Linked DNA regions of Mus musculus: region 2 is linked to region 1. The links are chromatin loops, found by intact Hi-C in ENCODE. Cell type or tissue: heart. All regions are shown on one strand. Links, peaks and the distances in the headings refer to the core of each region. The heading gives the core; the rest is flanking DNA. Region 1 overlaps Nenf (neuron derived neurotrophic factor). Region 2 has its middle 3.4 kb from the start of Nek2.

Region 1 (2,906 bases), core at 115-2,614:
ACTCCCTTCACTGCCAAGTAGATGGGCTGATCCTCCTGGAAAGCAGGGGGGGAGGTGTGAGGAGCAGGGGAGAGGCCTGAGGCACTGAGGAAGTCACTGGTGCAGAGGGCAGCTTACACCACAACCCCATGGACTGTGGTGACCTTTCTTCTTGTGAACCTGGACCTTTGTGGTGTCCTCACATGCCCTTTGCCACCCTTTCAAAGGGTATTAATGGAACATATACTCCTGTCTGCTCTCCAGAAAGAGGGGAAGACATGGCCTCCCCCACCACCACCACCACCTGGGAAGGGACATTGGAATGCCTTTTCCAGTTCAGACTTTGGTCAGTAGCTACAAAGGGATTGAACATCGTTTTGGCAGCTGGCACCTCAGAGAGAAGAACACAAGACAGAAGAGCCTGATCTAAGTTCTAAAAGTTGTAAAGTTACCAGGCAGTGGTGGCGCACGCCTTTAATCCCAGCACTTGAGAGGAAGAGGCAGGCAGATTTCTGAGTTCAAGGCCAGTCTGGTCTACAGAGGACAGCCAGGGCTACACAGAGAAACCCTTTCTCGGGGGTGGGGGGGGAGTAGTGAAGAATCAGATAATCAAAAAAGACTTGTGTCACCTAGAAGTGTAAGAGGAAATAAACTGTATGCTTCCCAAGTTGCTTTTGGTCACGGTTACTGCATTGTATCACAGCAACAGAAAGCCTATGACACAGGGTCAAACCATGAGACCTTGTCTCAAGAAAGGAAACAACAAAAATGTAATTCCAAAATTGTACACAGGGACTTTGAAGTTAAGCTGGAAGGACCCTAGATGATGAAATACTCCCCTTGTGGGTGAGGCTATTTGTTGTGCCTATGTGCACAGGTCTGTGCCTGCGTGCGTGCAAGTGTGAATGTGTGCGCGTTGAGACACCGTCTTGCTCTGTAACCTAGGCTGGCTTTGAACTCAGTTCTCCTGAATGTCTCTTGAGGGTTTGGATTCCAAGCTTGCCTCACCACACCCTGCAGAGTAAGGCTATTTGGGCCCAAGGAGGTTGAATTGGGCATAGACTGAATCAGAGAAGGCAGGACCAAACTTGGAGCTTTGGAACACAAGGCTCCGGTCGCCTTCTCGCCCTTGACCACTAGAGGGCACTCTTAGCCCAGAGAGAACTTCTGGGACTGTAGGGGCGAATGAGTGGGGTGGGGGGGGCAAACTTCCTCAACCTCAGGGCTCGTACGACAGGAAGGGACCTTCACTGTCCTTCACCTGGGACACGCCGTGGCCTGCCTACCTCTGGCTAAGCAGAGGACGACCACAAGTGCTCCAGCGGCTCTAATGCAGGGCCACGGAAGAACTGGGCAGAGAGGAAGTAGGTGGAGCGTGGGCACAGCCGGCAGGAGGACTTAGACATTGGTCAGAGCTCCTGTCCCTCACCAGTCTCTGGGCCCAGAGCGGAGCCAGACCTGCCCTCTGTGCACCTCTTCGGAAAAGAGGAAAGCTGCGTGGGTGTTTTGGTTTGGTTTTAGGGTTGTTGTTGTTGTTTTGGTTTTGGTTTGTTTTCAGAGAAAACTGCTCTGAGGGCATGGTCTTCTTACTGCCGGTAGCACCCACGACCTATTTCAGGGTCATGGAACAGGGATTTATCAACAGACTAAAAGGGATGGGAGAAAATAATAGAACGTGAAAGAAAATGGAAGTGCCTGAATGTGAGCTTTTCCTCAGCACACTCTCAACTTTTTATAATAAGGTCAGCAGGCGCAGAGGCTGGTTCAGGGTCGCTGTGCCAAGCACTTTGTGTGTCTCCATCTCGTCTTCACAAGATGCCTGTGTAGACGAGGTACTCCCTGTAGCCGTGGGAGGGGGAGTTTTACATATCCATCCAGGAGTGAAGTACTCAGCCAGGTGTGACAGACAAGGCTGAGATCTGCAGTCAGGTGACTCTACCTGAAGGACTATGTCACAGTCTTTCAATGGCCCGCCCCCAATCCATTGAAAGGCCAAGAGGTTCCCCCAGGAAAAAGAAACTCCACCTAGTAGGGCATGGTGGTGCTTGCTTTAAGATCTCTGTGAATTCTTCAAGCACCCTGGTGTACATAGTGAGTCCAGGACAGCCAGAACTACATAGGGAGACCCTGTCTGAACACCACTCCTGTGAAGAAAGGAGAGAGAGAGAGAGAGAGAGAGAGAGAGAGAGAGAGAGAGAGGAAGAAGAAGAAGAAGAAGAAGAAGAAGAAGAAGAAGAAGAAGAAGAAGAAGAAGAAGAAGAAGAAGAAGAAGGAAGAAGAAAGAGGAGGAGGAGGAAGAGGAGGAAAGGAGGAGGAGGAAGAGGAGGAGGAGGAGGAAGAGGAAGAGGAGGAGGAAGAGGAGGAAAGGAGAAAGAGGAAGAGGAGGAAGAGGAGGAAGAGGAGGAGGAGGAGGAAGAGGAGGAGGAGGAAGAGGAGGAAAGAAGGAAAGCCCTTCTCCTGAAGAATTCCAGCCTCCTTCCAGGTACAGCCTGCCTAGTCAGACAGCCCCGCCATCTGCAAACTGCTGTAATAGTATCCCCCTCTCTCTGATGTCAACACCATACAGTTGAAAATATGGTCCCCGTGGTGCTTAGTAACTTGGGCCAAACACACAGCACAGCAAGAATCCAACCCGGGATACCATTATAAGCTTTAGCATGGCCAAGTATTGCATCACAGAAACCATGATGCTAACTGGGCGGGGGCAGAGGTGATGTCCTGTGACTGCAGTCAGACCAGACCCATTTCCAACATGCTCTGCTCTGCTAACTCTGCCCATAGCACTCCTCTGTTTCAATCATCTCCTTGCCTGATTCTTCCCACCTCAAGCCTATGGCTCTCCAGAGTTAAGTCTCCATCCACAATATGAAATAGAAAAATTAGGGTCTTTTCTCTGTCCTCATTCTGGAGTCTGTGTGTGTGTGTGT
Region 2 (2,906 bases), core at 187-2,686, 510 kb after region 1:
GGTTGGAGGAAACGCAGGGGCAAACTGTCTGCACACAACAACACTGAAGTCTCTCTAGTATCCTTAATTTGGGGGTTGCAACAGTACAAGTCTGAAACTCTCCCTGTTTGAAACATTGTGGTACTCTGACCACACACAGGGTTCCCAGCCCAGTTCTCATCTTATTCTTCCATAGCTGCCTGCCATCTGCCCCGGGCTGCAGTCTGTGCTGTTGGCAGCATCCACAGAGTCCCTGCCACTATCAATGTATCTCTCCAGCACTCTTTTCTTCGAGTTATTTACTGAACATATACTGTGCATTACACAGTTTTGTTTTGTTTTTCTTTCTTTCTTTCTTTCCCCTTCCCATTCTCCCTCTTGCTCTGGCCCTGCTTGCTTCAGCCTATAGGTTCTTTATTTATTTCTCATTATGGATGGTTGTAAGCCACCATGTGGCTGCTGGGAATTGAACTCACGACCTTTAAGAGCCACTGAGCCATCTCACCAGCCCTTTTACAGGTTTTTTTTTTTTTTTTTTTTTTTTTTTTTTTTTTAATGTTTGGAATTGAAATAGAATCCCATGGCTTCCCCCTCCCTGGACCCCCTTCCTTCCCCCCTTTCAATTGGTGGACTTTTTTTTTTTATTATTATTGTTACACACATATATGTGTGTGTGCGCATGCACAGATACATATAAATGAATCTGTTTCTGTTGTCTGTGTGTGTGTACAGTTCCAAGGACAACCACTTGGCATTAGACAAACAATCCCTGGGAGAGGCTACCTCTCCTTCTGGCAGTTGTTAGTTGCCTTCGTTCTTTGTCTAGAGGAAAAACCCTGACAACCTTTCCTTATTCCATGCCAGCTCGTCCGCTGATATGACATTGTTCCTGACTTTTCCTCCTTATGCAGCCATTTCTAGAGCGGCTGTTCACAGCGGATGCCTTGGTCCTCTGGCTCCTCAGATCTTTCAGCTCCCTATTCGTTTGCTTTTCCTGAACCATAGACAAAGGTGCTGTGTGTCCGTGTATTCCCTGCAGCTGGGCTCCTCATGACCTGTTGATTTCTGCATTGTGTCCAGTTGTGGTTTTCCGTGATGGGCTCCATTTGCTGTGAAGAGAGGCCGCTCTGATGAGGGGTGGGAGCTGCACTGACCCAGGAAAGGTAAGCTGAGCACCTACTCTAAATTTTTGAGACAGTGTGTCATGATGTCGTCCGATTCTTACCAAGAACCTTTCCCTTTATTTTTCTCTTTGTAGAAATCTTTACTAATAACTTCAAAACATTGTCATAAACCCAGATTTCAAACCGCCCCAAGTAATCCTCAAGATGACTCACTCACAAAATGTCTGACCCAACATCCTCCCAGGCCAGTCTTGGAGTCTGCGGGTGGTGCAGAGCTGCTCCTTATTACGCAGTGGCGTACCGCCCTCTAGTGGGAAGCTTGTGTCAGTACACAGACGCTCCCGGAGGCGAGCCTGGAGATTCTTCAGTGAACAGAGCTAACGATGCTAGCCTTTAGCTAAGAGAAGGAAGACAAAAAAGTAGCAAAGTCAGGACAAAAGCCAGGAGCTTGCCCAGGAAGTGCACTGTGGGCCCAGGGCACAGTGCAAAAGGTCCCTCCCTTGAGATGGCACACACTGTTAATGGGGACTGACAGCAGAAGCAGATTGGGCAAGAATAGTGTGAGCCAGGTCCTGCAGGAGCCAGATGGCTGCCCAGAGCAGGGTAGGCTCATCTCTCCGCTCTCGGTTGATTCCTGCCCCACCTCCCATCCACACCCGATGACCCCATACTGAGGACTGAACTCAGGGCCTTGTGTTTGTTGGATGAACTCTATACCGCTGAGAGGAACCCCCAAAGCCAACCATTTCCCACTTTGGTAATTACTGATTTGTCCTGTAAATCCTCCCCCGCCTTTTTTATTATGGTGGTCATTGTGGCTGAACACTCTCACCTAGGGCCTCTCTCTATACTCCCAGGACAGCTCCCCCGAGATACAGCTGGCATGGCTGAATACTTCAGGGATCATTTGGAATCTCTGTGTAAGTCTTAATAACAGGCCTTACTGCATCTTTATTTAACAAAGCTTTTTTTTTTTTTCTGCCTTCTCTATTGCAGGACTTACACTGGCCACAAGCAGTTTGATGTTCAGCTAGAAAACAATCACAGATATCACGACAGAATTGATTTACACTGTTCTCTGAACATCTTGGATGAGGCCCCTCAGAGCAGAGGTGACAAGGTTGGAATTCCGCCTTGCAGGACAAGTTGTGTCCTCTGGATAAACATAATAGAGGGAGCATGCTGTTGCCTTGAGTAAAATCCTGGGCAGAAGCAGCTCAGGAAGAGGTGGGTTCAACTGTTTCACAGTTCATCAGCCTTGGAAAGCAGAGACTTTACAGCCTGGCATGGTGTTGCATGCCACAAGCAGGTGGATCTCTGAGTCTGAGGCCAGCCTGGTCTACAGAGTGAGTTCCAGGACAGCCAGGGCTATACTGAGAAACCCTGTCATGAAAACAAAACAAAACAAAACCAAAAAGAAACTTGATGCTTCTGGTCACTTTGCACCTGCAGCCAGGAAACAGGAAGAGATAAACAAATGTGTGTGCTTACCTAGCCTTCTCTTTTTTATGTAGTCCTAGACTGGTGGTTTGCATGAGAATGGTCCCCAGAGGCTCATATATTTGAATGCTTGGTCCCTACTTGGTAGGTCTGTTCTGGGAAGTTATTAGGAAGTGTAGCCTTGTTGGAGGTGTGCCACTAAGGGTGGGCTTTGGGGTTTTAAAAGCCCATGCCAGGAAGAGTCTCCCTCTCTCTCCCTTCTCTCTGTGCTCTGTGGTTCACATCTCAATCTGGAAGCTCTCAGCTACGGTTCCAGTGCTATCACGCCTGCCTGCCACCATGTTTCCTGACATGAGGATAATA

Evidence for each region. Peaks named below come from ENCODE experiments on the same cell type or tissue, not always from the same donor. Only the 100,000 strongest peaks of a DNase experiment are listed, where the experiment ranks them.
Region 2: a loop joins it to region 1, with 4 times the contacts of the local background. A loop is called at or near these places in 16 of 42 quality-filtered maps.

Annotation. Positions count from the first base shown.
Region 1 is chr1:191,311,486-191,314,391 of GRCm38, forward strand. Nenf (neuron derived neurotrophic factor) reads right to left here. Exons shown (of 4, transcript NM_025424.3): 2 at 1-35. Among named protein-coding and RNA genes, the nearest start is that of Nenf, 5.2 kb to the right of the region's middle. In heart, for the core only: a CTCF peak has its summit at 1,108 (motif pointing right); DNase peaks (open chromatin) are centred at 1,356 and 1,893; H3K4me3 peaks cover 1,194 bases; H3K27ac peaks cover 1,224 bases.
Region 2 is chr1:191,816,614-191,819,519 of GRCm38, forward strand. No RefSeq gene overlaps it. Among named protein-coding and RNA genes, the nearest start is that of Nek2, 3.4 kb to the right of the region's middle. In heart, for the core only: a CTCF peak has its summit at 1,415 (motif pointing left); DNase peaks (open chromatin) are centred at 1,418 and 1,838; H3K27ac peaks cover 562 bases.